Linked DNA regions of Homo sapiens: region 1 is linked to region 2. A link is a loop called in an ENCODE intact Hi-C map of the cell type or tissue named here. Cell type or tissue: transverse colon. All regions are shown on one strand. Links, peaks and the distances in the headings refer to the core of each region. The heading gives the core; the rest is flanking DNA.

What was found. A loop is a pair of places that touch in the nucleus more often than their neighbours do. Peaks named below come from ENCODE experiments on the same cell type or tissue, not always from the same donor. Only the 100,000 strongest peaks of a DNase experiment are listed, where the experiment ranks them.
Region 1: it touches region 2 in a loop (9-fold over the local background); 16 of 110 quality-filtered maps call a loop at or near these places.

What each region holds. Positions count from the first base shown.
Region 1 is chrX:136,127,182-136,143,684 of GRCh38, reverse strand. LOC124905271 (small nucleolar RNA U13) reads left to right here and starts at 9,265; the gene lies at 9,265-9,368. RefSeq lists an enhancer at 1-293. In transverse colon, for the core only: no CTCF peak of the experiment used is centred there; no DNase peak of the experiment used is centred there.
Region 2 is chrX:136,051,934-136,068,436 of GRCh38, reverse strand. No RefSeq gene overlaps it. Among named protein-coding and RNA genes, the nearest start is that of SLC9A6, 75 kb to the right of the region's middle. In transverse colon, for the core only: no CTCF peak of the experiment used is centred there; no DNase peak of the experiment used is centred there; H3K27ac peaks cover 6,963 bases.

The DNA of each region.
Region 1 (16,503 bases), core at 4,649-12,648, 76 kb before region 2:
AGGCAGAATCCAGTTCTCCCGTGGCATTTGGTCATTTGGTTCATGCCGATAGGTAATCGTGACATACCTGGTCATTTCATGTGTCTGTTTTCCCCAGCAGATCATAAGCTCCTTGAGGGCAAGCAATGTATTTTCCTTGTTTATACTTCCAGTTTCTTGGAACATGGTAAGCATTAAATTATAATAGTGTTGTTGTTTTGTTGTTATTGTTGTTGTTGTTGTTATGGAGTTTCACTCTTTTGCCCAGGCTGGAGTGAAGTGGCCTGATCTCTGCTCACTGCAAGCTCCACCCACCAGGTTTAAGCGATTCTCCTGCCTCAGCCTTCCGAGTAGCTGGGATTACAGGAGCCCACCACCACGCCTGGCTAATTTTTTGTATTTTTAGTAGAGATGGGGTTTCGCCATGTTGAAAACTCATTGTGGTGAAATATAAACATATACATAATAGAGAAAATAATGTAATGAACTTCCATGCACCCAACACCCAACTTCAGAAATTATCAACACATGATTTATTTTGTTTTAATTGTAGTTCTCCTACCAATTCCCTCCAACACACATACACCGGATTATTTTAAATCAAATGCAAAACATCATATCATTCCATCCAGAAATACTTAAGTGCATATGGCTAAAAGATAAAGATGCTTTTCTCCTTTTTAGAACATAAGAACAATATCATCATCACACCTAGGAACAGTTAGCGAAAATTTCTTAATACCAAAAAATACCCAGTCAGGATTCTGAATTCTCCAGATGTCTCCCAAATGTTTTTACAGTTCATTTATTTCAAGCAGGGTATTTTTTGTGACATGTAAAATTCATATGAAATTCACATTTCAGTGTCAAGAAATAAAGTGTTATTGGAACACAAGTACATTCATTTGTTTACATATTATCTGTGGTTACTTCCTCAGTACAACAGTAGAACAGAGTAGTTGTGACAGAGATCATATGGCCCACGAAGCTGAAGATATTTACTGGTTCTTCACAGGAAATGTTTGTTGACCCCTGATACAAACAATTTCTATTTTGGCGACCTGGTAATCTGTTTAATGATAAGCATCTTTCCATGTCAAGAAATAATCTTTTTTTTTACTATTATTTTTAATTGACACATAATCATTGTGCATCTTTATGGGGTACAGTGTGATATTTCAATACATGTATACAATGTGTAATGATCAAATCAGGATAATTAGCATACCCATCACTTCAAATGCTGATCTTTTTTTTGTTTTGTTTTGTTTTGTTTTTTTGAGACGGAGTCCCCAGGCTGGAGTGCAGTGGCGCAATCTCAGCTCACTGCAACCTCTGCCCCTGGGTTCAAGTGATTCTCTTGCCTCAGCCTCCCGAGTAACTGGGATTACAGGCACACACCACCATGCCTGGCTAATTATTTTGTATTTTCAGTAGACTTGGGGTTTCTCCATGTTGGCCAGGTTGATCTCGAACTCCTGACCTCAGGTGATCCGCCCGCCTTGGCCTCCCAAAGTGCTGGGATTACAGGCGTGAGCTACTGTGCCTGGCCTGATCATTTCTTTGTGTTGGGAACATTCAATTTGGCTCTTCTAGATTTTTGAAAATATACAATAATTGTTAACGATAGTCACCCTACAGTGCCATACAACACCAGAACTTATTCCTTCCATCTAGCTGTAACATTGTTTGCATTAACCATCTTATCACTACTACCTTTCCCCTTACCCTTCCCAGGCTCTAGTAACCACTATTCTACTCTGTACTTACATGAGATTAACGTTTTTAACTTCCACATATGAGTCAGAATATGCAGTATTTGTCTTTCTGTTCTTGGCTTATTTCACTTAACATAATGTCCTCCAAGCTCATAATGTTGCTGTGAATGACAGGGTTTCATTCTTTTGTTTTATGGCTGAATAGTACTCCAGTGTGTGTGTGTGCGTGTGTGTGTGTGTGTATCACATTTTCCTTATCCATTCATCTGTTGATGGACACGGGTTGACTCCATATTGTGGCTGTTGTGAATAGTGCAATAAAACTTGGGAGTGCACATTTCTCTTTGACATATTGATTTTGTTTCCTTTGGATATATACCCAGTAGTGGGATTTCTGGATTATAGGCTAGTTCTATTTTTAGCTTTTTGAGGAACTTCTATACCGTTTTCCATAATAGTTGTACTAATTTACATTCCCACCAACCATCTACAATAGTTCAGTTTTCCCTACATCCTTCCCAGAATTTGTTATTTTTGTCCTTTTGATAATAGCCATTCTAACTGGGGTGAGGAGACATCTCATTGTGCCAGCCACGAATTTTAAAGGCCCATTTATTACATTTGGTTGCTATGTCTCTGATTAATGGTTCTTGGGTGAATGGAGGGATGGGTGAATGAATTCTCTCTACCTTCTTTCACCCATTTCTACCACAGTCCAAATTTTACCTGTTTTACAAAGATCTGTCTATCTGATGTTGGAACCTGCTCAAACCCTTCTGTCTCTCTCTCTCTCTTTTTCTTTTCTTTGCTTTTTTTTTTTTTTTTTTTTTTTTTGAGACGGGGTCTCACTCTGTCACCCAGTTGGAGTTCAGTGGCGCGATCTCGGCTCGCTGCAACTTCAGCCTCCCAGGCTCAAGTGATCCTCCCACCTCAGCCTCCTGAATAGCTGGGACCAGAGGCATGCACCACCATGCCTCTCTTCTCTCTCTTTTTCTGTAGTACGTATCATAAATGTCTCTTGCCCTTATTACACTTAATCTTATATTAAAGATTTTATGAAGGCAGCTTATCTCTCATGTAAAGTTTTCAGCTTCTTGAGGGTAAGTAAAATGCTTACTCACTATTGCGTATTAAAACCGCAATTACTTTTGCACCAACCTAATACCTAGTGGCACCAAGCACAGGGCCTTGCTCATATTAGACAACCAAATAAATTATTTCTAAGCAGAATGGAGTTAATAATTAAGACCAACATTCATAGCATCCTTTATCTCCCTCAGGTATAGTCTAAGCACCATGAGTCTTGGAGTCTTGGAATCTTGCAAACATGGGTTCAAGTCTAAGCTTGGCCTTGGTTGGTGGTGTGGCCCAGGGTAAGTTATAAACTCAGGTGTGTTCAAACATTTTTGTTCACATGCTCCCTAAAATAATTTTGAAAACCTGTGTGCCCCCACGCCATTCAGTTTAGAAATAATTTATGTGGTTGTCTAATATAAGAAAGGCCCTGTGCTTGGTGCACTAGGTACACAATAGTGAGTGAGACATTTTACTTACCTTACCATTCACGTTACAAGCTGGTATCTAAACTTTTTCATCCAATGTTTAAATAGTTACAAAACGAAGTTATTTGGGGCATATAGTATATACTGACATTCTAAAATGATTACATCACTTTTTTATTCTATCCAATTAAATTTAAATAGAGTAGTTGTTTCATACCCACCATTAGCCATTTAAATATTATACATGATTAACTTCATTAACAGTTGGAAATTTTACATTGCTCCTTTTTTCTTCTTTAAGTCATATCTCCTTCACTTCTTTCACAGAATTTTGTACTAATGTAATATATTTTACACGTGTAAGTCTGTTTTTCATCACTCTATATACATCTCTGCAATGCAAATATGTACATAAATTACATTTTTAAAATTCTTTTACCATAAAGTTCTACGTGTTAAAAGTTTTCTAGGCCAGGCGCGGTGGCTCACGCCTGTAATCTCAGCACTTTGGGAGGCCGAGGTGGGCGGATCACCTGAGGTCAGGAGTTCGAGACCAGCCTGACCAACATGGAGAAACACCATCTCTACTAAAAATACAAAATTAGCCGGGCGTGGTGGCACATGCCTATAATCCCAGCTACTAGGGAGGCTGAGGCAGGAGAATCACTTGAACCTGGGAGGCGGAGGTTGCAGTGAGCTGAGATCATGCCATTGCACTCCAGCCTGGGCAACAAAAGTGAAACTCCATCTCACAAAAAAAAAAAAAAGTTTTCTACGGGGTGGAATATAAAAAAGTTTTCTGGATAGAGTTATCTTTAGTACACAATTAATCAAAATAACTTAAATATTTAACAAGATTTGAAAAATAATTTAAATGCACAATGTAAACTTTTTTGGAAATGTAGTTCTTAGACATGGATGAAGTCTTTTTTAATTAGTTCATGCCATTTGTGGATAAATATTGTTTATGGTTAGAATGAGACAGGGCTCTGTATCAATGTTATTTTGACTTTTTACATGTTTTAAAAATATTAAGGCTAAGAAGCTTTGTTTACATAAATAAGTAGAAGGACGTTTCTCACAGTGTTGCCATACAAACCTTTGTATTTCTTCTGAGTTATGTAACTGAAATCCCATCCCATCCTGAATCTATTGTCAAAAATTAATTTTAATGATTTATTGGTTGACAATTCCATTAGATCCTTCAGAAGTTTTTTTGAAGACAAAGAATTGGAAACCACCTGTGTTGCAAAAGGTCTTGTTATGCAGCGTTCAGGTTCACTCATCTTTCCACAACAACACCCTTATTTTGGCTTCTCCCTTTGTTTGGCACGGGGAGGTTTATATCCCCTGCGGCAATACATCAAAGTCAGATTAGTGATGGAGAAAGGGGTTGTCTTTCTTTTGTAAAATGGGAGAAGGGCTGTTGAGAAAAAGGAGGAGGAAAAGGAGAATCCACCTGCCTCAGACACAGCTTTCTCAGGCAGATCATTTTTTAAAAGTTAAGGGTCTAAAAATTGATTTCTTCACAACTGACTGTGCCCACGGACTCCTGGAAATTCTTCATGTATCCCCCGTGTTATGTGTACCCCAGTATGACTTAATTTACCTTATCTCAGTTTCTACATCTGCAATTCAGGTCTAGTATTATCTAAGTAACAGGATTATTGTGAGAATGAAATTAAATTACATACCACATGTAATGAACCTAGCACAACATCAGACAGATAGTAGGTGTTCAGGAAACGTTAGATTGTTTCTCCACCTTTCCATCTTGACATTCCCATTTTTACACAAGTACGATGGATTATCTTTAGCTATTTTTTTTTGAGACGGAGTCTCGTTCTCTGTCGCCCAGGCTGGAGTGCGGTGGCATGATCTCAGCTCACTACAAGCTCCGCCTCCCGGGTTCATGCCATTCTCCTGTCTCAGCCTCCCAAGTAGCTGATACTACATGAGCCTGCCACCACGCCTGGCTAATTTTTTGTATTTTTAGTAGAGACAGGGTTTCACCGTGTTAGGCAGGATAGTCTTGATCTCCTGACCTCGTGATCCGCCTGCCTCAGCCTCCCACAGTGCTGGGATTACAGGCGTGAGCCACCACATCCGGCCTATCTTTAGCTTTTTTACAGTCTTTAGAAAAAGAAAAAAAAGGTTATATGATTAGGCCAAGATTACATATGAAATTAATAAATGTGGACTGTAAATCTAATCAGCACACTTCCCCATCTATTTTTTAGGCTTTCAGACATTTTTTTTTTTTGAAATGAAATCTTGCTCTGTTGCCCAGGCTAGAGTGCAGTGGCGTGATCTCGGCTCACTGCAACCTTCGCCTCCCAGGTTCAAGCGATTCTCCTGCCTCAGCCTCCCGAGTAGGGGGGATTACAGGCGCCTGACACCACGCCCGGCTAATTTTTATATTTTTAGTAGAGACAGCGTTTCACCATGTTGGCCAAGCTGGTCACGAACTCCTGACCTCAGGCAATCCGCCCCCCTCAGCCTCCCAAAGTGCTGGGATTACAGATGTGAGCCACCGTGCCTGGCCCAGACATTTCTTAAAAAGCAAAGTACAAAAAATAATATAAAACTCATGCTCCCACTACCCAGAATCCATAACTATTAAGAGTTTATATTTACTTTTGTCTCTCTGTTTTTTATTTTTTTTCAGACTTGGTCAATAAGAAGTTTTTTGTTGTTGTTGTTTTGTTATTGTGTTGTTTTTACTTTGTTTCTCTTTTGGAAAATAAAAGAATTGAATATTGCAGATAAAATATTTAATATTGTCTACTGTCTCCAGTCCTATCCCCTTCTTTCTCCTGAGTCAACCACTATTCTGAGTTGGTTTTGTTTCATGATTTTATATTTAGTGTACATTAGTGGTACCATTAGTCTATATCATTCTGCAACTTTTGTTTGTCTGTTTGACTCAATCTTCTGGCTTTATTCTTTTGGGGTTTTTTGTTGTTGTTGTTGTTGTTTGTTTGTTTGTTTGAGACTAGGCTTTGTGCCGTTGCCCAGGCTAGAGTGCAGTGGCACGATTTTAGCTCACTGCAGCCTCCACCTCCCAGGCTCAAATGATCCTCCTGCCTCAGCCTCCCAAGTAGCTGGGATTACAGGCGTGCACCACCATGCCCAGCTAATTATTGTATTTTTGTAGAGATGGGGTTTTGCCCTGTTGGCCAGGCTGGTCTCGAACAACTGACCTCAAGTGATCCACCCCACTCACCTCCCAAAGTTCTGGGATTACAGGCGTGAGCCACTATGCCCAGCTTTATTCTTTATTCATCTCTTCTCCCTGTCACCCCAGTCATTTTAGAAGTCATGCATTCTATTTATATCATACACTCCAAATGTAATCACTATCTCCATCCTTCTCCCAAACAAGGTAATTTCTCCCACCCCACCCCCAACTCTAATGTTTTTGTTCTCCGCGATTTTAGTTCCAGTTTGGTTTTTTTGGCTTTCTTTTGTTTTAAGACAGTCTCTGTCAGTCACCCAGGCTGGAGTGTAGTGGCACCATCACGGCTCACTTTGCAGCCTTGACTTCCTGGGCCCAAGCGATCCTCCTGCCTCACCCTCCCAAATAGCTGGGACTACAGGCACTCACCACCACACTTGGCTAACTTTTTAATATTTTGTAGAGACAGGGTCTCACTATGTTGCCCAGACTGGTCTCAAATTCCTGGCCTCAGGCGATCTTCCTGCCTCAGCCTCCCAAAGTGCTGGGATTAAAGGTGTGAGGCACTGTGCCCAGCACATATAATTCTTTTAATTTCTGTAAGGTCAGTAATAATACACTTTCTTCTTTTATTTCTGATTTTAGTAATTTGAGTCCTCAATTTTTTTTTTTCTGGTCGTCGTAACTGAAGGATTGTCAATTTTGTTGATATTTTCAAAGAAACAACTTTTGTTGATTTTGCTGTATTTTCTATTCTTTATCCAACTTTTTTCTTTCTTTCCAATGGATTTCTTATTGCAGGCTCCTGTTTAATAATCATTATTATTGTTTTATGTATTCTATTTTATATTTTTTAATCTCTGGAAAATTGTTTTTGTTTGCACTTTTGTTTTTTGTCAACTTTTATTTTGAAATATTTCAAACCTTCAGAAACATTGCAAGAATAGCATAATAAAAACCTATATACCCTTTACCTACATTCATCAATTGTTGATATTTTTCACATTTGCTTTATTTGTGTGTATGTCGATACCTATCTATTGATGAGCTATTTGATAGTTGTAGTTCTGGATGATACGACACTTCATCCCTAAATACTTCATGTATCTCTTAAAAACAAAGGCATATGCCTACATAACCATAGTATAATAATCATACTTGGAAAATTTAACATTGATATAATATCAAATTTACATCTGAAATCAAATTTTCACAGTTGTTCCAATAATATACTTCATAGCATTTTAAAATCCAAAATGTAATCAAGGATTGGCCAGGCACAGTGACTCATGCCTGTAATCGCAGCACTTTGGGAGGCTAAGACGTGAGGATCGCTTGAGCCCAAAAGTTTGAGACCAGCCTGGTCAACATGACAAAAACTCATCTCTACAAAAATTTTAAAAATTAGCTGGATGTGGTGGTGCACACCTGTGGTCCTAGCTACTCAGAAGGCTGAGGCAGGAGGTTCCCTTGAACTAGGAATTTGAGGCATCAGTGAAAAAAAAAAAAAAGAACCAAACATCACACTATTGTCAAGTCTCTTTAGCCTTCTTTGATCTAGAATATTTCCAAGCTGTTTTTTTGGGGTGAGGTGGTTCTTGTGATATTGACATTTTGAAGAGCTCAGGTTAGTTTTTTTGTTTGTTTGTTTTCACCCAGAATGTCCCTCAATTTGGATTTGTGACCGTTCCCATTTTTGGCAGGAATACAACAGAAGTGATGTTGTATATTTCTTAGTGCACCACATCAGAGGGCACATAATGCCACCTTGTCCCATTATTGTTAATGTGAGGTTTGATCACTGAGTTCAGGTGGCTTCTATCAGACTTCTCCATTGTAAGAGTTTCCTTTAGCCTTAGAATTAATAGGTAATCTGTGAAGTAATGATATGGAAGGGGGGCAGGGAAGTGCTGGGAAGGGAAGGGCGTGGTCCCTGGCTAGGGCTCCACCCCCAGGCCTGTGTCCACAGACCTAGGTGAGGACTGGCATATCTGTTTTCCTGCCTAAATATTGCGTTTCCCAAGACCCCCCTGGCCTGCCACACCCCCATCCTGTGCCTATAAAACCCCGAGACCCTAACAGGCAGGCACACAAGTGGCTGGACTTTGAAAGGAACACGTTGGCAGAAGAAGACACAAGTGACTGGACGTTGAGAGGATGTCGAGGGGAGCACGCCAGTGGAAGAGCACAAGACAGATGCTGGCACGCCGGCAGGCCTTCAACTGGCGGAATGACATAGAGTTTGGTCAGGGTGGTTGGAGGAGAACCCAGGCCACTGAGCAGCTTGACTCCAGGGGAAAACTTTCTCCCTTCTGGCTCCCCCATCTGCTGAGAGCTACTTCCACTCAATAAAACCTTGCATTCATTCTCCAAGCTCACTTGTGATCCGGTTCTTCTGGTACACCAAGGCAAGAAACCCCAGGATACAGAAATCCCTCTGTCCTTATGATAAAGAAGGGGGTCTAATTGAGCTAGCACAGGTCGCCTATAGATGGCAAACTAAAAGAGCATCCTGTAATACACGCCCACTGGGGCTTCAGGAGCTGTGAACATTCGCTCCTAGCCACTGCCGTGGGGTCGGAGCCCCACAACCTGCCCATCTGCATGCTCTCCTAGAAGTTTGAGCAGTGAGGCACCGAAGAAGCGAGCCACACCTCCATCGCACGCTCTGTGAGAGGGATAAGGGAACTTTTCCCATTTCAACAACATTTTGAGAGGGTGTAAATATTCTATTTCTCAGTATGTTTTCACCTGATAGTTTCAGCATTCATTGATGATTTTTGCTTGAATCAGTTAACTATGGTGGTTATAAAATAATGCTTTTCTATTTTTGTCATTTATCCTACATTTATTAGTTGGATTTCTCCTATAAAGAAGAGCTTTTTCAATCTTTTTGTAGTTCATGAGCATGAAGATTGGGTGTTCATGCACATGTGTGAGATGTGCCACCCTTGAACCTTGTTATGACGTTGGCATCTTACCCATCTGGCCTGAAAAAAAAAAAAAGAAAAAGAAAAGATCTTTTTCTTCTCCCCTATCCTTTTTTGAACTTTTTTCTACAGTATCAGTATGGACCCATGAATTATTTTTTTTCTTTTTTTCTTTTTTTTTTTTGAGACAGAGTTTCGCTCTGTTACCCAGGCTGGAGTGCAGTGGCACAATCTCGGCTCACTGCAACCTCCGCCTCCTGGATTGAAGCGATTCTTCAGCCTCAGCCTCCCAAATAGCTGGGACTACAGGCACATGCCACCACGCCTGGCTAATTTTTGTATTTTTAGTAGAGACAGGGTTTCACCATATTGGCCAGGCTGGTCTCGAACTCCTGACCTTGTGATCCGCCCACCTCAGCCTCCCAAAGTGCTGGAATTACAGGTGTGAGCCACCATGCCTGGCCGAATTTTTTATTCAGTATGTTACAATCCATTCCTGTCCTTATTCATTTTGATGCTCAAATTGTCCCAAATTTGGCTAGTGGGAGCCCCTTCTAGCTGGCTCCTGTATCTTTATTTGTTTGTTTATTTACTTATTTATTTTATTTATTTTTTGAGACAGGGTCTCACTCTGTTGCCCAGGCTGGAGAGCAGTGGCACGATCTTGGCTCACTGCAACCTCTGCCTCCCTGTTTCAAGTAATTCTTGTGCCTCCAGAGTAGCTGGGATTACACGTGGGTGCCACCACGCCTGGCTAATTTTTGTATTTTTAGTAGAGACAGGGTTTCACTATGTTGGCCAGGCTGGTCTCGAACTCCTGGCCTCAAGTGATCCACCTGTCTTGGTCTCCCAAAGTGCTGGGATTATAGGCGTGAGCCACCACACTCAGCCTCCTGTATCTTTTTAACATGAGTCTTATCGATTTTCGAGTATTCCTTGCTTCCTCACATTACCAGATGTTCCAGACGCACTTTGTTCTTCCCTTGCCCTGGACATGGAATCAGCCACTTCTCTAAGGAGATCTAGTTCCTTTGAGTGGGAACAGTGTTTTAGACATGAACATGTGCCACCCAGATCATCTTAAGAAAGAATTTGAAGCTGAGCATGGTGGTACACGCCTATTGTCCCAACCACTTGGGAAGCTGAGGTGGGAGGATCACTTGAGTCCTGGAGGTCATGCCTGCAGTGAAATAGGATTGTGCCACTGCACTCCAGTCTGGATGACCTAGTGAGACTCCATCTCTAAACAACAACAACAATAAAATTAAATTAAATTAAATTTTAAGTAGAAAGGGCTTGCTGCCTATCTATCGGGAGTGTGGTCAGCGGGCAGCCTCCAGCTGTCTGCTCCTTCAATGTCTGCCTCAGCTGCAAAACACTTTCACTTAGGTGCATGCCCTTCCGGGGCCACCTACGTCTAGTGATTGAGACAGAAGTAAAAGGCCTGGCTTTTCAGCCCCATTTGGGACACTCTATTGGGACAAAATACTTGTACCAGAGCGCCCTGCTGGGTTGGTTGAGGTCCGCAACACAGTTCATCTTTCTCTTCTCAGTCCTGCTTCCTTCGGTCCTTCCATAGGTATACATTGGTTGATCTCTAGTAAACATCTTGTACTTTATACTCCATCACAGCTTCTGTTTCCAGAGACCCCCACCTGAGGCAGGTGGTATTCAGAATATAGTAGTCCCCCTGAAACCAACCCAATAGCCCCATAGATACTTTTTTTTTTTTTCATAAACAGAGAAATTGACAGACACTTCTGGTCTCAAAGCTTGAAACTTTTTTTTTTTTTAGACAGAGCTTCACTCTTCTTGCCCAGGCTGGAATGCAGTGGCGTGATCTTGGCTCACTGCAACTTCTGCCTCCCGGGTTCGAGTGATTCTCCTGCCTCAGCATCCTGAGTAGCTGGGACTACAGACACCTGCCACTGTGCCCAGCTAATTTTGTATTTTTAGTAGAGACAGGATTTCACCATGTTGCCCAGGCTGGTCTCGAACTCCTGACCTCGGGTGATCCACCCACCTTGACCTCCCAAAGTGCTGAGATTACAGGCATGAGCCACCACGCCCAGCCAAGCTTGAAATTTGTATTTGTTTATCTGAGTTCTTTCCTCAGGAAAGGGCTGTCGGGCCTCTCAAAAAAAAAAAAAAAAAAAAAAAAGGATCAACTTTGGGAGGCCCAGGTAGGCAGATCACTTGAGTCGAGGAATTTAAGACAGCCTGGGCAACCTAGCAAAACCGTGTTTCTCCGCATATTCTCACTCATAGGTGGGAATTGAACAATGAGATCACATGGACACAGGAAGGGGAACATCACACTCTGGGGACTGTTGTGGGGTGGGGGGAGGGCGGAGGGATAGCATTGGGAGATATACCTAATGCTAGATGACGAGTTAGTGGGTGCAGTGCACCAGCATGGCACATGTATACATATGTAACTAACCTGCACAATGTGCACATGTACCGTAAAACATAAAGTATAATAATAAAAGAAAAACTTAAAAAAAACCGTGTTTCTATTTAAAATACAATAAGCTAGGTGTGGTGATGCACGCCTGTAGTCCCAGCTACCCATGGGGGCTGAGGTGGGAGGATAATTTGAGCCTGGGAGGTGGAGGCTGCAGTGAGCTATGATACTGCCATTGCACTCCAGCCTGGGTAGCAGAATGAGACTCTGTCAAAAAAAAGTATCAAAGAACTGAAACTCACCACATCACCACCTGGAGACAATGAGATGTCGGACCCCTTATTCATCATGATTGCTTCCTGGCCCCTCCCTAGTTTCTGTTTTCTTACTCATTGTTACATTTCTTGCCTGCTGTATAAACCCCTAGTTTTTGTTGGTCTGGGAGATGGATTTGAGACTGAGCTCTCATTTCCTCAGCTGCAGCACCCAATTAAAGCCTTCTTCCTTGGCAATAATCATCATCTCAGTGATTGGTTCTCTGTGTGGTGAGCAGCAGTACCTAGACCAAACCCCTGGTGTTTGGGTAACATTCCCTTATCCTCAGGGGCTACATTCCAAGACTTCCAGTGGATGCCTGAAACCACAGATAGTACCAAACCCTGTACAAACTATATCATTCAATCTGATAACCGGCACAGGCAGGTAGTAACCACAGCATGAACATCCTGGACAAAGGGATGATTCATGTCCTGGGAGGGATAAAGCAGGACTGTGCAAGATTTCATCATGCTACTCAGAACAATTTAAAGCTTATGGTTTGTTTATTCCTGGAATTTTCCATTTAATATTTTTGGGCTGTGGTTGACTGTGGGTAACTGACACCACAAAAAATGAAACCACAGATAAGGGAGGACTACTGTACAAGAACTAGGTGCTGTGTGCTCACTGCCATTGGGATGTCATTGATTCTAGGCCCTTTTACTAGACAGAAGTACATTTTAAAATCATGAGGCCGGCCAGGCGCGGTGGCTCATGCCTGTAATTCCAGCACTTTGGGAGGCCGAGTCGGGTGGATCACAAGGTCAGGAGTTCAAACCTAACATGACCAACATGGTGAAACCCCCGTCTCTACTAAAGAATACAAAAAGCTGGGCGTGGTGGTGCGTGCCTGTAATCCCAGCTACTCAGGAGGCTGAGGCAGGAGAATCGCTTGAACCCAGGAGGCAGAGGTTGCAGTGAGCCGAGATCGTGCCATTGCACTCCAGCCTGGGTGAAACAGCGAGACTCTGCCTCAAAAAAAAAAAAAAAAAAAATCATGAGGCCGGGCACGGTGGCTCACGGTTGTAATCCCAGCACTTTGGGAGGGTGAGCCAGGCAGATAACTTGAGGTCAGGAGTTCGAGACCAGCCTGGCCAACATGGCAAAACCCCATCTCTGCTAAAAATACAAAATTTAGCGAGGCGTGTGGCATGCACCTGTAATTCCAGCTACTCGGGAGGCTGAGGCAGGAGAATCGCTTGAACCCAGGAAGCAGAGGTTGTAGTGAGCAGAGATCATGCCACTGCACTCCAGCCTGGGTGACACAGTGAGACTCAGTCTCAAAACAAATAAATAAATAAATAGAATTGAGTTCATACTAGTAGCTATATTCCAGTCCAACATCACATGGTTCTTCCACTCCCTCCCCTGTAACATAACTTGTATTTCCCCTTTCCCACAGTGAGAATCCCAACTTCCAGTGTATTTATGCATTTTTCAGCCTATTTACTCATTTGCTGAGTCCAGTGATACACAAAATGGCTTCAAATTGCTACAGCAGCAGTGTTGACATCAATAATAAACCACTAACATGTTCAAGGTTGCTTTGCCATTATTTTTATCTATATAATATATCTTATTGAATGTGCACAATGAGATTGCTGTGTCAAAAGTTAGTGGACGAATTCTTTTTATTCTACTGCATAATTACATCTTCAGTGTGATATGCAGTTATTTGTTTATATTGCATTTTCATTTTTTCTCATATTCAGTTTTATTTTTGAATATGTAAAATATTAACATAATTAAAGGACAAAATATACAAAAATATACTTAGAGAAGTGCCATTGCTTTCTTTCACATCCCATTCCCACCCATTCCTTTTGGGTCATCAACTTCCTTAATGTCTGGCTTATCCTTCCTGCAAAATATATTTTGCAGATATTAGCTACTTTCTTATACAAAAGGTAGAATACTATATATAGTATTTCACAACTTGCAAACACAAGATTTAAATTAAATTAAATTGAATTTTAATTTAAAATTTGGAGGGTTTTTTTTAATTTTTATTTTTATTGAGATTGAGTTTCACTCTTGTCGCCTAGGCTGGAGTGCAATGGCATGATCTCGGCTCACTGCAACCTCCGCCTCCTGGGTTCAAGCAATTCTCCTGCCTCAGCCTCCCGAGTAGCTGGGATTACAGGCGCCCACCACCATGCCCAGCTAATGTTTGTATTTTTAGTAGAGACAGGGTTTCACCATGTTGTCCAGGCTGGTCTCGAACTCCTGACCTCAGGTGATCCACCCACCTCGGTCTCCCAAAGTGCTGGGATTACAGGCATGAGCCTCTGTGCCTGGCCAAATTTGGAGATTTTAAATATGCTTGCTTGAAAGTCCTTTTTAGGTTATTCCGTTATTTTCATATCCTCAGATATTGGGTCTCTGGCCACTTTTTGTGGTGCCCAACTTCCCCATAGATGTTATCGTTTTGTTTGGGACCTAATTTTCTATGGGAATTTTCTTTTGCATGCCCATCCCCTTGGAGGTGGTTTCTCGGTTCTCCCAGTCCTGGCTCCTTGAGTTAGCAAAAGCTCAGATCAGGGCTTCTTCCTGTAAGATGTAGCAGTTCCAATGCCCACACTCAGATGGCACAAACCAGGCATAGGTCTTATGTTAGCTTGAGTTTTCTGCCTCAGCTGCTGCTTCAGACAAGCAGGAGATTCTGGTCCAATCCTAGTGGGAGGCAGACCAGGTGGGAAGCACAGCTGTAAACCTTGCTTTCACACAGAGATCCTGGTGCCAGCCTCCTACCACATACTGGGCAAGTTTGGCGGAATTTCCCCCATGGACTTGAAGCCCTATCCTAGACTGCTCCTAGCTCTCCACTCTTAGTTTCTGTCTCTGTTCTGGACTGTGACAATTTTCAGTTTTCCTCTCACAGTTGACGGTTATGTACTTTTAAATATCTTCAAGACCTTCTAGATCATTCCTATGTGTTTGAAATAATGTGGGGAGAATTAGGCATATGCTCACTTCACCTTCTTGATGTGAAACTATTTGTCATTTATTCAACACATATTTATTGGGACTCACTATGTGGCAAGCACTGGCACAGTTTCTTGGAATACCAAAATAAATTAAAGATATTATCATGGCTGATCAAAGCTCAAGCTTCCTTCTCTTTATGCTTTGTTTATTAATAATGTGCAATTTACCTTCATAATACAACAAAACCTTTAAAATATATTAGGATTGAGGCTGGACGCAGTGGCTCCCGCCTGTAATCCTAGCACCTTGGGAGGCTGAGGCAGGCAGATCACCTGAGGTCAGGAGTTCGAGACCAGCCTGGCCAACATGGTGAAACTCCATCTCTACTAAAAATGCAAAAAAAAAAAAAAAAAAAAAATCAGCCAGGCAGCCAGGTGTGGTGGCTCACACCTGTAATCCCAGCACTGTGGGAGGCCAAGGTGGGCAGATCATGAGGTCAGGAGATGGAGACCATCCTGGCCAACATGGTGAAACCCCATCTCTACTAAAATACAAAAAAAAAAAAAAAAAAAAAAGCCGGGCGTAGTGGCACACGCCTGTAGTCCCAGCTACTCGGGAGGCTAAGGCAGGGGAATCACTTGAACCCAGGCGGTGGAGGTTGCAGTGAGCCGAGATCACGCCATTACACTCCTGCCTGGCGAGAGAGCAAGACTACATCTAAAAAAAAAAAAATTAGCCAGGCGTGGTGGCATGCACCTGTAGTCCCAGCTACTCGGGAGACTGAGGCATGAGAATGGCTTGAACCCGGGAGGCAGAGGTTGCAGTGAGCAGAGTTCATGCCACAGCACTCCACCCTGGGTGACAGAGCGAGACTCATCTCAAAAAAAAAAAAAAAAATATATATATATATATATGGATTGCTAGGCTATCTTGAAGGGTACCCATCTTGCCTACTTCTTCCTCCCTGCCACCTGTACCTGGATATACATTCTCAACATAAAACAATCTTAAGAAAATAAAAGCTCACTCTTAAAAGAAAGCTTTTCTTTCATTCTTCTAATCCTTCCCATCAATTGCACTGATGACACCCTCTGAGTCCTTAAATGCTAAAGTAGACCACATGAAACTGCTTCTGGAAAAAAAACCCGCCACCTACTCAATACTCTACTACTCCCTGGGACCTCTTTTAGCAGAGATGGGAGCCTTGGCTGTTTTAACGGTAAATTATTTTAAAGAATTCACTTGTGAGGATGAATTCTGGTTTCCGGGCAGACCTCTTACTTAGGCTGCCACCCTCCTGGCATTTTTCATTTGACAAACGTGTACTTAGGCGGTGCGTGACATTTTTCCTGATTATCTTGTTTTATATCTTTTTTTCCTCCTCTGGAAATGCTAAAATTAAATGCATTTTCAGTCTCTGGTTCAATGCTGAGACAAAAGGCCTCCTCTGCTCTTTGATATTTAACAGGCTGATGTGCTGACTAACTCTGCAGCAGCCTTCTCTATTAGTTCAGTTGCTAAATATAGAAGTTGACTTGGTGTC
Region 2 (16,503 bases), core at 5,412-13,411:
GAGCTGTCTTCAAACAACCCCCCAACCTCCCCAACTGAGAACAAAGAGCCATCATTTCCACCTCCAGAAGCTTTGCCCACCAGAACGTGTCCAACTTACTAAACAGGGCTCCTTACCCCTGTGAATACTAAGAAGTAAACCGAAACAGAGCCCTTGCCAAGACAACTTCTCCCTCTCTCAGCATCAAAACTGAGGTCCTGTGCCTTCCAGTAAACAGTTCTGAAGTTACCCGCTTTCCTTTTTTAAAATTGCAAGCCGAAAAGCTCTCTAGCAAAGAGTCCCTCCCCCACCCCTCTCTTTCGTGGCGAGCCATGCCAGTTTGGCCATCTCCCAAGGACCAGTGATGCCAGGCATTTTATGAACAAAGCACAAGTTCCTTTGGATGCTGGCTGATTGATGGAAGTCCTGTGGGATTCGACCCTTGGAGGATTCACAGACAAATTACTTGATTATTAAGTACTACCAGAATAGAAATTAAGCTCAAAATAAAAAAACAAACGCCTCAAAGTCCCACTTGCTTGCTATTTACATATTGTTGTAGACAATTAAGCAGACTATGTGTCCTCTGGTCCAAGACACTAGTCTATGTGTGATGTTGCACAAACAATAGAAGACATCATTCCTGTCCTTGGAAAGGTCCAGTGGGACCAAGTCACCATGTGTGCAAAAGGCATATATGTTCATGAAGAAATGTGTAGTACACACATATATGGTGTGACCAGCTCCTCTCTCTGCACCATGAGTGGTCTAAGGGTCTCAGCTTTCTTTTGGGCACCAAGACACAAAGACTGGGCCCCATAATATCAGGACTGGGTCCCACTCCTCTCCCCAGGCGAGAAAGCAGCTCAAGCTTAAATTCTGGTCTCTGAAGGAAAAAAAAAAAACTCAGAACAAAAGAGCCTCTCAACCCAAGCTACCTCTGATTGATCCAGAACTGGGTAGTGAGGTGGGGTGGTGCAAATCCAGGAGAACTGGGGAGGGATTTGCTCTTGTGGCTCCAGCCCTACTCTTCCTTGCTTCTGAGTAATGCACTTGATTATTCTCACTCATGCAAGCACATCGAGTTTAGTGGGAAGTATATACACAAACAGATCTGAGCAAGTCCCCGCTGAGTCCTGCATCTCAGACTCTGGCAGCACAGAAATCAGTGAAGCAACTGTGAGCTCATAAAAATTTAAGACGCTTCGTGTGGGAGACAGTGGCTCTGGATGCAAAGGCGGGGAGGAAAAGAAGTAAGAAATGACCAAAAAAGCTAAAAAGCTGAAAAGCAACTTGTTATCTTTTTGCTTCAGGAGTGACCACACCAATACCCTCATTGTGGAATGGGCTTAAGGAAAATGAGAAAGCAAAAATGTGGAGCAATAAGTAGGCATTTCACGGTTTTCTAAAACCACCAAACTCCACACCGCCTCCACCCCGCAGTCCAGAGCACACTGTGGTCCATGATATGAGCAGGGCCAGTGAATGCTGACATGCCCATCCATAGTATACCACATTCCAGCTCCTAGGGGACTCTTTCCTATCCAAACTTGGCTGTGATAAACGGAACTGAGCAGAGGGCTTCCTCAACCCTCAGCTCATGCCATTATTAGCCAAATGGGTACAATGCACCATGCCATAGCAAAATCCACTAACAGCAGCTGGGAAGAGATGGGGAAATACAAGACAGATGGTAAAGTCCTTTGAAGTATGGATACAGTCCCTAAATAGAGAGGAGAGAGCCACACACTGAACATTTCATTTTGTAAGACATAGAATGGCCCAAATGCTGAAAACATGCACTACAATTCCAAAAGTTGTTTCCAAAGTCTAACTTTGACTCTCAAGTCCTTGGGTGAAGATACCTTGCCTCTGAAGACATCGTATGTTGAGCACTTTTTAAGGAACTAACCTCAGAACATGCAACCAATTCCTTGGAATATCCTTAGTGCTGAATTTGCTGTTGTTTGAAAAAATAAGCCAACATTGATCCATGGCAACTAGGCAGATGTTCCAACAAGGCTGCACTACTTTGGGTCCAAAAAGAAGGTGAAGTGGATTTTCTCAGGTGTCACATAGCTTGGCTCTGAAGAGTACTCCCTGCAATGTCTGGCACACTGGCAGCCACATTGGAATAAGTGTGCAATTTCATTTTTCTTTTCTTTTTTTTTCTTTTTATTTTTTTTAGACAAGAGTCTTGCTCTATCACCCAGGCTGGAGTGCAATAGCGTGATCTCGGCTCACTGCAACCTCCGCCTCCCAGATTCAAGTGATTCCCCTGCCTCAGCCTCCCAAGTAGCTGGGATTACAGGTGTGTGCCACTACTCCCAGCTAATTTTTGTATTTTTAGTAGAGACGGGGTTTCACCATGTTGGCCAGGATGGTCTCGAACTCCTGATCTCAGGTGATCCGCCTGCCTCAGCCTCCAGAAGTGCTGGGATTACAGGTATGAGCCACCGTGCCTAGCCTAAGTGTGTGCAATTTCTTTAGGGAACTTCTTAGAAAGGCAACACATTTAATAAATGTGCAAGTTCTGATGACATTTAATACATACGAAAGCCCCAATATGCTTGCTGAAAATCAACCTTTACCTTTTTTGTTGTATCAGGTGTTTGGGGAAGAGGGGAAAGGAATGGGCGGGTACTCAGTCATGGGATGAGAGCACGCTAAATCCATGTGCCCTCTTCCTAGGGTGTAGGAGGAGAGAGCTTCAGCGCAGGGTTCAGCAAACTTTTTCTGCAAGGGCCAGATAGTAAAAATTTTCAGCTTTGCCTGCCATATGGGGTCTGTTACATAACTTAACTCTGCTATTGCAGTGCAAAAGCAGCCTTAGACAATACTCAAACAAATGAGCATGGCTGAATGCCAATAAAACTTTATTTGCAAAATCAGCTGGGAATGGATTTGCTCTGTGGGCCAGATTTGGTCTGCAGTTCCTAGTCTGCCAACCCCTGCTCTTGTGCAAAGCAGACACTCATTTGCAGACTTCTTGTTTGACATCTCCAAACAACTTGCTGAAAGGTAAAGGGGCAAGCAGAGGTCCCTGAGCTCCCATAATCACTTCTCTTCAACCATTCTCGGTTGAATCCCATGATGTCATTCTGAAATGCAGTGGGTCATTGACAGGGTCACATTACTCAGAGAAAAACAGGATGTTTGACACCTAAAATATTCAGAACAAGCCCAGAGCTCATCTCTGCAAAAATGCTCTTATATAACAGGAAGCAAGAAGAAAGGGAAAGCGGCGACAGGAGGCTGGGAGGGGACAGCCGCTCTTGGAGAAGGCGCACCGGGTTGGGCTCTGACGGCAGGCCTGCTGCCTAGAGAGTACATCTCTGCTTGCAGCTGTCACTTCAGTGGACAGATGACTTCATTTCAGCTCCCCCCCTCCAATAAAGAGGCAATAATCTCTCACTTGGGAGAAATACCATATGGCAGATGCTTTGCAAAGTTGTAAGAAAACAGTATAAAGTACTTAGCGGGGAAATGCCACTTCCAAAAGCATAAAATTTGTCTAGAAAGGGATCAGGCAGTGTCTTTGAAATACCATAGGTTCCCAGAAGATGAAGTTGAAACCAGTGGGATTGGGTAACAAGAGGGGCATTATCAAGGCAAGTTAACACAGACATCTCCTTTCTTGTGTTTACATACCTTTAGTGTGGCTCAAATCCGAAACACTTATTCCCAAAGCTCACCCTGAACTGCCCTTGCTGAAATCTCAATGTCCACTACTCTCTACCTTGTACTTCAGGCTCGAAAATAACAGGTCTTCTTATTCCCCAAAGACCCAGTGGCATGAAGCCTCTGGCATGTGGCTTTGTGTCTCTGGGCATTTGGTCATGCAGGTTTCTTGTTCTGGAAGGGCCCTTCTGGCTCTTCAAAATTTAGCCTCCCTTGGCTGTTTACTGGGCCTCCCAAGTGTGTTCAGCACCCCCTCTTCTGTGCTACCTTGAGATCTTATACATATTTCTTTTGTTGTACCTAGTACATCGTCGAGTCATTTATTTGATTATATGACTTATTTCCTCCACTAGACCCTGAGCTCCTTGCTCTCTGATTTGTCTCTGGATTCCCAAAACCTAGGTAGTGCTGGGCTTATGAGAACAGCCCCATAAACATTTGCAGAATTTGGTGTCCAATAGTGGGGGGAGCCTCACTTGCTCAGCTGATCTCCTTTGGACCAGAGCTATATTTTCCAGGGCAAGCCTAGGTTAGGGTTCCATTTTGAGGTCTCTAGAACAAAATCCCCAGTAGCCTTGGGTTCCTCAGCATGGGGCTCTGGTCAACTGAGTTGCTGGCGCAGTTCTTTCATTAACTCTCTTAACTCAAATGTCTGCACCAAGATTTCCAATCCAATTACGAAGAGTCTCCCAGCCAGCACCTTCTTATCCTTCAGACCTCATCTTAAATGTCTTCTGAGAGACCGTTCCTGATTTCCCAGTCTGGAGTAGCTCTCCCCATTACTGTCTTGGCTTACCACATGACTTGGCATTTAGTAGGCATTCAATAAATACCTGTTGAAAGAGTGAGTGAAGGCATTTTGCAAGGTTTGAGTAAGCTAACGCCCATGGAATGCCTCAGACACATTCATTGCCTATAGACACACAGTAAATGTTTCCTTTATCAACATCTCTTCAGACACACTAATCCCAGGAAGCAACTAGGATAATGAAGCGACATCTCCCCGACTCCAGCACTTACAAAAATGCTTCCTTCCACCTACAGACAAATATAAAGGGAGAAGAATTCCAAAAGGAAGGCAGTTGTCATCTTTGACATACAAATGAAACGTGCTCAAAGTGGACAGCATTTATGTTCCCTTAAAGTGTGGCAAAAGCCAAGTTCCCCACAGCTTGAGCAAACAGGAAGACAAGAAATGTTCACACATAACCTTAAAAGTGGATCCAACCATGCCGCAGAGTGAGGCAAGCCTGGCTTAGGAGATTATGCCCATATAAGGCCCCACAAGCAGCTCCCAGTGGAGGCTGAGATAATTTGGCACCTCTCAGCAAAAACCAATAAGATTTGCCTTTAGGGCTTTGTTCACAAATAACCCCAAGTCGGCTGTCTACATTTTCATCTAAACATTTGATGAAAAACCTAATACCACCCTAAACATTTCAGCCTCAAAGACTCTGAAGGAAGTGCTGGAAATAACTCAAAGGCAGCCATCATCTGAAATGCTCACTCAAGTCTCCCCGGTGGTCTTTCTGAGTTGCTGAGGAAGAGCTGGGATAGGGAGGCAGGGCTCTGGGGACCACCTGAACTCAGAGATGGGCTGAGATCTGTTTCCTTTTCTGTCAGTGACAGTAAAGGGCTAGATAGTAAGCATTTTTCACTTTGCGGGCCATAGGTCTATCACCACTGCTCTACTCTACCACTGTAGTGAAAAAGCCTTAGGCAAGACGTGAATGAATGGGCATGGCTGTGTTCCAATAAAATTTTATTGATGGTCACTGAAATGTGAATTTCATATAATTTTCATGTGTCACAAAATATACTTTTGATTTGTTACAACCACTTAAAAATACAAAAACCAGTCTTAGCTCTCAGGCAGCACAAAAACAGTCAATGGGCTGGACTCGACCTGTGGGCTGCAGCTAGCTAATCCCTGCAGCAGGCAGTAATGTACAGTAATGTGTAGTAACCAGCAAAGAACACAACCTCAGGCCCTTGGGCTCACTTGGATTCTGCAAGTTAACTTCTGCCACTTTCTGGCTATGTGACTTTGAGTAAGTCAGTAAAATCTCTGAGCCTCAGTTTCCCCATCTGTCTGGACCTCCTTGCCACTGCTGGAATGAGCATTAAAAGAGAGAAGCCATCTCATGATGGTGCTTGGCACACATAAACACTCTGTAGATGTTAGCTACTGTTATCTGAAGTTCCCTTTGATTACAGCTGGCATTCTCCCTTCTGATATCCCTAGTGCCTAGCACACTATGTGGCACACAGTAGACACTCATGAATCTTGGTTGAATGAATGAATGAATGAATGAATGAATGAATGAATACATGCTTGAATAAAATCCCATCGAAATGCAGCAACTGACACTTTCACTCTCTAGCTGCCCAGGCTGTCAACTTGCAGCCTCCATCACTTCCAAACTTTTAGTTTTGGCCCAGTGTTGTTGTTGGGTCAGCACTGGGGCAAGTGGTTGGAGTTGCACTTGGTACAATTTCAGATGTGCACATAGTAAGTACTCAATAATTGCTTGAGGAATGAATTAATAGACATCTATTGCCCAAGTGAAGCGATAACTTCAAGTATTTTAATTTCAAAAAGAGAGATACCCCTCCTTTGCACCCAGTCCTAGGGCTCATGATGTTGGGGAAGTGGTGATTAAGATGAGGTGACCTCCCTGAAAGTCCGCCCCGGGGAGGGACAAGGTAATTGTCCAGCACTGCATGTTGGTCTTCTCCTGCTTTCTTCAGCTAGTCCCACAGAGGGACACTGGCCTGCCCACCACCTGCCTCTCTAGGAGACCAAGCTCTTGTACAAACAAACTGTTCAGGGCTTTTTAGAGCCAAATTTCTATCTGCGTACGCATTCTCATCCAGAGGGCCATTGCTCCAGCTGCTAAGGTAAAAAGGGGGTTAGCCAGTGATTTGGGCCCATGTGCTTCATGGGGGGAAGCCATTTATTTTTGTATAAACAGCATATGGTGCTCACCTACCCCTCACAAGGAGGCTGTGGGAATTCCTGGCACACGAGTAATTTTAAGTTTCAAAGTTTTTCTAGGGTCCTGAAAAAAAAAAGCTGCAGAAAACACGGAAAAGGAAATCATCTTGAGTTGGACACGACAGCCCTTGAACCATGAAGAGCATCACGTGCAGATCAGAGGCCCCAGCGAAACTCTCCCTGGAGAAAAGGCCCAGCAAGCCCAAGCCAGGCCGATAGGGGATTGATTTCCCACCCCCGGAAACAGCGCAGGAATCAATGAGTGTGCTGTGATCCAGAGCTGACTGCCGGGAAGCCTTGGCCTTGGCCAATGCTAGGCAGGAGGCTGTGGGCTACGTGAGCACTGACAAGACCCTTAAAGGCTTCCAACTTTCCTCTGGAGGAAGGCTTGACTTGGATCCCACTATAAGTTCTGTCAACCACATCAGAGCAGTTTCACAAAAGCCACTCAGAAAATGGAAAATGTTAAGGACATTTGTGGGAACCAAGAAGGAGCCAGACACAAGTATGGCATCATTTTCCCCACCACCCAAGGAGCCACCATCCCAAGTCTTGAAGAAGCACAAAGGGAAGTCGAGGTCCTCATGCCTGTTGAGCAGGCCCCCGGGAGTCTGCACCTCAGAGCCTGCTTTGGGCCTTGAGACTTCAGTCTGCTTTGAGCCGATGGTGGCACCAGCCATTTCTTATGATTAATCATAGTAATAATCGCCATGACAGCTACCATTGACAGGGTGTTCACTGTAGGCCAGGCACTGTGCTAAGTAGCTGTGTGATCTTGGACCTTCGCTGAACCACTCTGAGCCCCAGTTCCTTCCTTATCGGCAAGAAAGGGATAGCAATGGCACTCAGCTCAGAGAGTTGTTCTGTGGATTCGATGAGGCCATGCTTATAAAGGGCTTAACCCTGTGCCTGGCCCAGATTAGGTGCTTCAACAAGAGACAACCGCTATTATTATTACATGCGGGAAATAGCTGACGATTCAGATCAAAGGGGAAAATGACAATGGCCTTAATTCTGTTGTTGTAATTCTCCCTTTCTCCCTCTCCTTACCTTCTTCTTTCTCAACTTATCCTGTTTTTTATTTTATTTTATTTTATTTTATTTTTTGAGAATGAGTTTCACTCTTGTTGCCCAAGCTGGAGTGCAATGGTGGGATCTCGGCTCACTGCAACCTCCTCCTCCCGGGTTCAAGCAATTCTCCTGCCTCAGCTAGGATTACAGGTGCCCACCACCACACCTGGCTAATTTTTTTTTTTTTTTTTGTATTTTTAGTAGAGAGGAGGTTTCACCATGTTGGCCAGGCTGGTCTCGAACTCCTGACCTCAGGTGAGACACCCGCCTTGGCCTCCCAAAGTGCTAGGATTACAGACGTGAGCTTACCCTGATCTTAAACATAGACTTTCCATTCTCTCCCAGCCCTGTGAAGTGCAGGGAGGGCAAAAGCTTGCATGGCCATGGAGAAGCACGCACGAGCCACTCACAGGTTTGTGTGCCCACCAATGGCAACTCCAAGCAGATCGCCTCTTCTTTCTCCTTGCCAGGTCCGTTTTTGGCACTTTACATCTCCCAGCCAATACGGTTTTGGTCGGCTCCATGGAGCAGTGCATGAGGCATGCCACAGAAACATGAGAAGTAGCTAGTTGGCTATCTTGTCAGGTTGTGTAGCTGTGAGTCAAAAAAATGCCAAAACATTTGAAAGCAGAATTCACCCCTTCTGTGACAGCCACCAGAGTAATGCTCAAAAAGGTATTTTTTCCTCTTCTGTGGGTAAAGCAGAAGAGAAGAAAATGAGTGGCAGTCACTAGTCCAGTAAAGGGAATGTTTGATCTTGGTTTGTTCATTCATTCGCTCCTTTGTTCATCCCTCACATTCTTGGTAGGTTCCTGTATCTACTTTTTGCTGAGCAGTATACCTAACACTGGGGGAAATCAGACGATTGAGACAAGGGTGTCTGAGCCTATGGCTTACTGTCTAGTGGGGGAGATGGATAAAATAAATGAACAATTCTAATGTAGTGAGAGGAGTTCTCTGCAGCTGAGGAGCACAGGGCACTGTCAGTCCCCAGAGGAACCAGCATCGAACTCAACCTGGGAATGTGTTTGTTTCAGTTCACGAAAAAGCCAGCATCCAAATCAAAAAGATGGCCAGGAGTGGAGGCTCTCACCTGTAATCCCTGTAGTTTGGGAGACCAAGGCAGGAGGATTGCTTGAGCCCAAAAGTTTGAAACCAGCCTGGGCAATATAGCAAGACCCTTTGCCTACAAAACAATTTTAAAAAATAAAAGATGGTCTTTGCTTAAAACAAGTGAATGCAAGCAGCCTGGGAAACCAAATGCAGAGGCCACCAAGCCTCCAAAGGCAGCCTGGAAAGTTACTCCTCTGCATCTTGTTCTGTGCCTGTTTCTTTTCTATCCCTCAGCCCATTGATTAGGCTCATGCCTTTCACTCTCAAGAAAGAGTTAATCTTATATACAGTAGGATTTCAATTTTCCAAAGTTTCTGAATGTGTGGGTGCATATGCATATAGAGTAAAAAGACTGGAAGAAGCCTCACTAAAATGTTAACAATGGTTATCTTTGGGTAGCATTTTCATGTCTCATTTCTTAAATATTTTAATTTTTTCCACAATGAACATGTATTATTTTTATAATCTGAAAACAATGTCATTAATTTCAAAAGTGCAGGTCTGCAAAAAGCTATGTGCTGTATGCTTCTGTTTATATGACATGCTGGAAAAAGCAAAACTACAGGGACAGGAAATATGTCAGTGGTTGTCAGAAGCCCAGGGTGGGGAAAGGGATTAACTACAAATGGGCACAGGGGAAGTTTTTGGAGAGATGAACCCGATTCGTCTGTTGATTGTGGTGATAGTTACATGTCTGTGTTTTTCTTTTTTCTTTTTTTTTTTTTTTTTTTTTGAGATGGAGTTTCACTCTTGTTGCCCAGGCTGGAGTGCAATGTTGCAATCTCAGCTCACTTCAGCTCACTCCAGCCTCCGCCTCCTGGGTTCAAGCCATTCTCCTGCCTCAGCCTCCTGAATTGTTGGGATTACAGGCTCCTGCCACCACGCCAGGCTAATTTTTTGTATTTTTAGTAGAGACAGGATTTCACCATTTTGGCCAGGCTGGTCTCGAACTCCTGGCCTCAGGGGATCCACCCGCCTCGGCCTCCCAAAGTGCTGGGATTACAGGCGTGAGCCACCACACCCGGCCGTCTATGTTTTTCAAAGCTCACAGAGCTATATGCTAAAGGATAAATTTTATGGCATATAAATCATACTTCAATAAGCCAGAGGTTTTGTTTGTTTGTTTTGAGACAGAGTCTCACTCTGTCGCCCAGGCTGGAGTGTGGTGGTGTGATGTCAGCTCACTGCAACCTCCACCTCCCAGGTTCAAGCGATTCTCCTACCTCAGCCTCCCGAATAGCTGGGATTACAGGCATGCGCCACCAGGCCCGGCTAATTTTTGTATTTTTAGTAGAAACTGGGTCTCTCCATGTTTGCCAGGCTGGTTCCAAACTCCTGACATCAGGTGACCTGCCAGCCTTTGCCTCCCAAAGTACTGGGATTACAGATGTGAGCCACCGCGCTTGGCCAATGAGCCAGAGTTTTTCTAAAAAGTGAGTTTAGATTATTTTTCCACTTCCATCATTTCTGGAGAATCTGATGGACCCAGGAAGATAATGAAATGTTTGAAGTGTATGATCTTAAAAAGATTACAAAAACAGACAAAGGAAATTTTCTTATTCCTGTCAGTTCTCTTAAAGTTCAGCCTTAGATGGCTGGGGCTTGAGTTTTGTTTTTTTATTCTTTGCTCCTTTTTTTTAAAGTCACTCGAGGCCAGAATTTATGTGAAAGACATAGTTTTTCTTGGTATCTAATGAGGTGACTTTAGAATGATTTCAAGTATGATTTACAACTGGAGTGCTATCTTTATGAAACATTTATATCTGTGACAACACCTAATAAAACTTTTTATTGGAAACATTGTTTGTATGGTTAGAACAGACTGTCAAAATAATCCCCCTTGGACCAGATGCATCACAAACTGATCATTTACTCTGTTGTTCTTGCCGGTATCATATTTAAATTCAATCTGATGGGGACTAGAGAAAAGGGCAAGCCGATGACATCATTTTCTTTATAAAGATTGAAGTTTTCATTTACTACAAGGGACACGATATAAAGACTATCTTACAGTAAGAAACTACAATGCCCACAAGCTGGAAATTTCTGTCCTGAACTACCCAACTAGACACTGTTATTTGAATTCAGTCATGTCATTAAAATATTTAAGACCTGGTTTGTGCTTTATTTGATATAGAATTGGATCATTGTCTATAAGTACAGACTCTAGATGCTGTATAATTAGAGTGGTATCTGAAGCTATCTTTTTTTTTTTTTTTTTTTTGAGACAGAGTTTCGCTCTTGTTGCCCAGGCTGGAGTGCAATGGCACAATCTCGGCTCACTGCAACCAACCTCCACCTCCTAGGCTCAAGCGATTCTCCCCCCTCAGCCTCTGTAGTAAGCCTGGCTAATTTTTGTATTTTTAGTAGAGATGGGGTTTTGCCATGGTGGCCAGGCTGGTCTCGAACTCCTGACCTCAGGTGATCAACCTACCTCGGCCTCCCAAAGTGCTGGGATTACGGGCGTGAGCCACTGGCCTGAAGCTACCCTTTCGTTTCTTCCTTAGCCTAACAACAAGAAAAAGTTCTATAATATACCAGGGTTATGGAGAGGAAGTGGCAACTGGCTCAGCACAGATAGAAGCAGTGTGCCAGTTACTTTTGCTTTTAATTTACCTTGTAAGTTCTTCTGTTCATCCTTAGAAGTGACTCCAAATGCGTGGTACAGAAACTACATGCACAGATGCTGCTTGTTCACATAAAATCAGTGGAGAAATCAGAGAAATACCAAAAATATCTAATAATAAGCTATTGATCCTGCTAAAGGGCATAATGAAAAGATGGCATGAAGTTCTCTACAAGAAAAAAATGGCCATTTTGATCTATTACATTTACAAACTAGAAATGCTGAGCTCTAAAACCACATATCTAATAAATGCTGAGCTCTAAAACCATGTATCTAATGACAAGGCTATCTTCACCACTAGACTGTGAGCTCCTTGAGTGCAGGCAGCATGCCTGATGTACCTCTGACTTTCTAGATCAGACAGAAGGAATGAAGGAAGAATTTGTATAATCAAGTCATTGGTTTCCTATGAAACAGAGTTTGGAATCGCACTACTGACATCCCTACCAATGGGTCAGAAAGAACAGAGCTCAGTGTAATGAGAGCAGAGCTGTGGGCTCCATTGTTACATAGAATAGCCAGCTTTGTCCTGGACTGCCTTTGTAGGTAAAGGGGAGGTTCTGCGTTTAATGTATGTTTTTTAGGTCAGCACATCAGTCCTACAGTTTCTGGGTGAAGAAATAAATTCCTGCCGAGGAAGGAATGTAATTGGGGTTTAACACAAGCAATTTTAGGAAAGACCTCTACGTATCAGGACCAGCACTACATTTCTTAAAAAAAAAAAAAAAAAAGACATCTCTTTGTCCATCATCTTTCTCTCAAGTTAGTTCTGAAGTGACTTTTCCCAGCCACTCCGGAGGCAATGAGGACTTCATTTTGGAAACATTGGCTGAGTGTACTGGTGACTCACACCTCTGATGAATTAATAAAAGTTGAGAAAACAAAAACCAGATGTTTCCTTCATCTTAATATAGACCCCTAAGCTTTCTTTTTTCAGTTATACTGTCACTTGCTGATTTCCTTCTAGTGAGGCAAAGCCCAATATTTTGAAAGTTTGTATCCATGCCTATTGGATGACCTCCATCCCAACAGTTGCTATTTGGTTCAAATTTCCATAAAGACAGCAGGTCAGGCACGGACTGTTTCAGCAAGCTAGTGGCACACAGTGTTTGAGAACAGCATACCAGAGGGCTTGGACACTAGATTGGATTTGCTTGAGAACTCTTGCAACAGCTTCTGAGGAAAAGCAAAAAGCGAAGCCGTCTCTTAGCTTGCATGCAAACCCACACAGAACCAGAAAGAGACTGGCCAACTAGCCGTGGCTTCCTTTCCACATCCAGTATTCATTCCTTGGCCCTTGACCCTTCTGGAAAATGCTAAAAACTGTGTTTTAGAGAGCCCACAACATATATTTTCATTCTTCTGGCCAGACTGGAGGTGAATACACTGAAATCCAGAGTGACGTACATTTGAAAGTTTCCTAATAACACCACCCATCATTCCCTGAGAACTTCTGTAGCTTTCTGTTTTTCGTAAGGAGGGAAAATAATTTATTTTTTCCTCCATCCATTGTACTTTGGTTAAAGCAATTATTTTTCCCCAGACACCACCCATAGCAAAAAGCTCCAGATGTTTTTAGGTTATAATGAGAGAATGGATGGCAAACCCTGGTGTTTTTCAAACTCGTATCCTTTCCCAGCCTTTTTGTTTGGGGCCCTTAGCCCTCCTCTCCCTCCCCTCTTTTCTTAATTGGGCTCCACCTACCCTTACCTAAGTGATCCAGAAACAAATTTAGATTTGTGCTTTGACCGCTACATCTCTCAATCTCTTGGTCCTAATAGGTATCTTCTAAAATTGTGATTCCCACCACCCCATCCACTGATTTGCCCAATCCAGGTTGCTGGTAATCACTGTAACCTGTCCCCCTCACCCATTCACTACGGCTAGTCTCCAAATCAACACCAACCAGATGTCTCTTGCATCTGTCCCCTCCTTTCGACCCCTACTGTATTCCTGTGCTTAGGCCACCATTCTCTCTCACCTGACCAAGTCTTCTAACCATCATCTCTGTGTCCACTGTTACCCATCTCCAAATAATTCATCCTTTCCACCGTAGCTACAGTAAGTGATCTTTCTAAAACCCCTGTATGATCATGTCTTCCATACATTGCCACTCCTGGTAACATATTGAGCATGGTGGCCTGGGAAAAATTCTTACACCAGTGAGTAATGTGAAAGTGCTAGTTAAAGCTAGGTTAGGCTGGGTGCAGTGGCTCATGCTTATAATCCCAATCCTTGGGGAGGCTGAGGCAGGTGGATTGCTTGAGACCAGGAGTTTGAGGCCAGACTGGACAACATAGTGAGACCTTGTCTCTATAAAAAATAAAAAATAAAAATAGCCGGGCTTTGTGGCACGTGCCTGTAATAAACAGCTACTTGGGAGGCTGAGGTGGGAGGATCACTTGAGCACTGGAGGTTGAGGCTGCAGCGAGCCTTGATCATGGCACTGCACTCCAACCTGGGCTACAGAACAAGACCCTGTCTTATTTGTTTGTTTGTTTATTTATTTATTTATTTATTTTTGGAGATGGAGTCTCACTCTGTTGCCCAGGCTGGAGTGTGGTGCCATGATCAAGGCTCACTGCAACCTCCACTTCCCAGGTTCCAGCGATTCTCCTGCCTCAGCCTCCTAAGAAGCTGGGATTATAGGCGTCTGCTACCATGCCCAGCTAATTTTTGTATTTTTGGTAGAGATGGGGTTTCACCAGGTTGGTCAGGCTGGTCTCAAACTCCTGACCTCAAGTGATCTGCCCACCTCGCCCTCCCAAGGTGCTGGGATTACAGGCATGGGCCACTGCACCAAGCCGCTGTCTCAAAAAAAAAAAAAAAAAAAAAAAAGAGGCTGGGTGAGGTGGCTCATGTCTGTAATTCCAGCACTTTGGGAGGTCGAGGTGGGTGGATCACTTGAGGCCAGGAGTTCAAGACCAGCCTGGCCAACATGGCAAAACCCCCATCTCTACTAAAAATATAAAAATTAGCAGGGCGCAGTGGCACACTCCTGTAATCCCAGCTACTCGGGAGGCAGAGGCAGGAGAATTGCTTGATCCTGGGAGGCGGAGGTTGCAGTGAGCCAAGATTGTGCCACTGCACTCAAGTCTGGGTGACAGAGTGAGATTCCATCTCAAAAAAAAAAAAAAAAAGAGCTAGGTTAATGTTAATGTCAGAGAAATGGCAGGACCTTCTCCAGCCTGGCATTTGTCACCTGGACTCTTCTCCATCATGTCTCCTATTGCACCACACCAAGGTTATCTGTATACCTGCTAGTCTCTCCCACCAGACTCTGAAGTCTGGGTCTTGCTCAGTTCAGTATCTGCAGCACTACACACAGTGCCTGGCACAGAGCAGAACTTAGAATAAAATAGCATCAGAGACAATAGTTTCTCCCTCAAAGGCAGTGGGTTAGTTTCCTATTGCTGCCATAACAAAATACTGCAAACTTAGTAGCTTAACACAGGGGCCCCCATCCCCCAAGCCACAGACCAGTACCAGTACCATTGCTTGCATTGCTGCCTGAGCTCTGCCTCCTGTCAGATCAGCAGTGGCATTAGATTCTCCTAGGAGGGCGAACCTTATCGTGCACTGTGCATGCAAGGGATCTAGGTTGTGCACCCGTTATGAGAATCTAATACCTGATGATCTGTCACTGTCTCCCATCACCCCCAGATGGGACTGTCTAGTTGCAGGAAAACAAGCTCAGGGCTCTCACTGATTCTACATTATGGTGAGTTGCATAATTACTTCGTTATCTATCACAATGTAATAATAATAGAAATAAAGTGCACAATGAATAATGCACTTGAATCATCCCATAACCATCCCCCCTTCTCCCCCGCTACAAATCCGTGGAAAAATTGTCTTCCATGAAACCAGTCCCTGGTCCCAAAAAGGTTGGGGACCACTGGCTTAAGACAACACTCACTTGACACCTGATGGTTCTGTAGGTCAGAAGTCTGACAAGGATCCCACTGGACTAAAATCAAGGGGACGGTGGGGCTGTGTTTGTTCTGGAGGCTCTAGGGGAGAATCCTTTTTTTTTTTTTTTTTTTTTTTTGCCTTTCCCAGCTTCTAGAGGCTGCCTTCCTCTATCTTCAAAGCCAGCAATCTGACCCAGGCACAGTGGCTCACGTCTGTAATCCCAGCACTTTGGGAGGCCGAGGTGGGTGGATCACCTGAGGTCAGGAGTTCGAGACCAGCCTGGCCAACATGGTGAAACCCCGTCTCTACTAAAAATACGAAAATGAGCTGGGCATGGTGGCATGCACCTGTAGTCCCAGCTACTTAGGAGGCTGAGGCAGGAGGATCCTTGAACCCGAGAGGTGGAGGTTGCAGTGAGCCAAGATCTTGTCACTGCACTCCAGCCTGAGAGACAGAATGAGACTCCGTCTCAAAACAACAACAACAACAAAAAAAAAACAAAGCCAGTAACGTAGCATCTCGCTGACCCTGCTTCTGTTATCACATCTCTTTCTCTGACCATAGCCAGGAAAGGCTCTCCCACTTTAAGGGGATTGGGCCCCCCCCCCCGAATAATCCAGGATAAACTCCCACCTCAAGGTCATCTAATTAGCAACCTTAATTCCATTAACATCCTTAATTCTCTTTGCCATGTAACTGAACATATTCACAGGTTCCAGGGATTAGGGTGTGGATATTTTGGGTAGGCCATTCTTCTGCCCACCATAGGCAGCAGCAGGAGAGGAATCTGAATTTCATTCAGCGCCCCCCTTGTAATGCTTTTCATACAATGGCAATGCTCTTACTTAATTGGCTGCATTTGTTTTTCAATTGAAGCTATGATTTTGTCACCTCTGCGTTCCCAGTGCCTGGCCCAGGGCTCAGCCCAGGTGAGGTTCTCAGTGTCTATTGACTGGATGTTAGTAAGCAAAATATTGATTGACTGGAGTGTTTAAATATCAACCTTTTCGTTCCCCTCAGCAAATGAAACTTTGATTGTTGAGTTTCAAAAAAGTGTTAAAAAACCAATTTTGAGGCAAAATCGGGGGTCCAATTGCCATTATCTTGCTTTCTTACACGA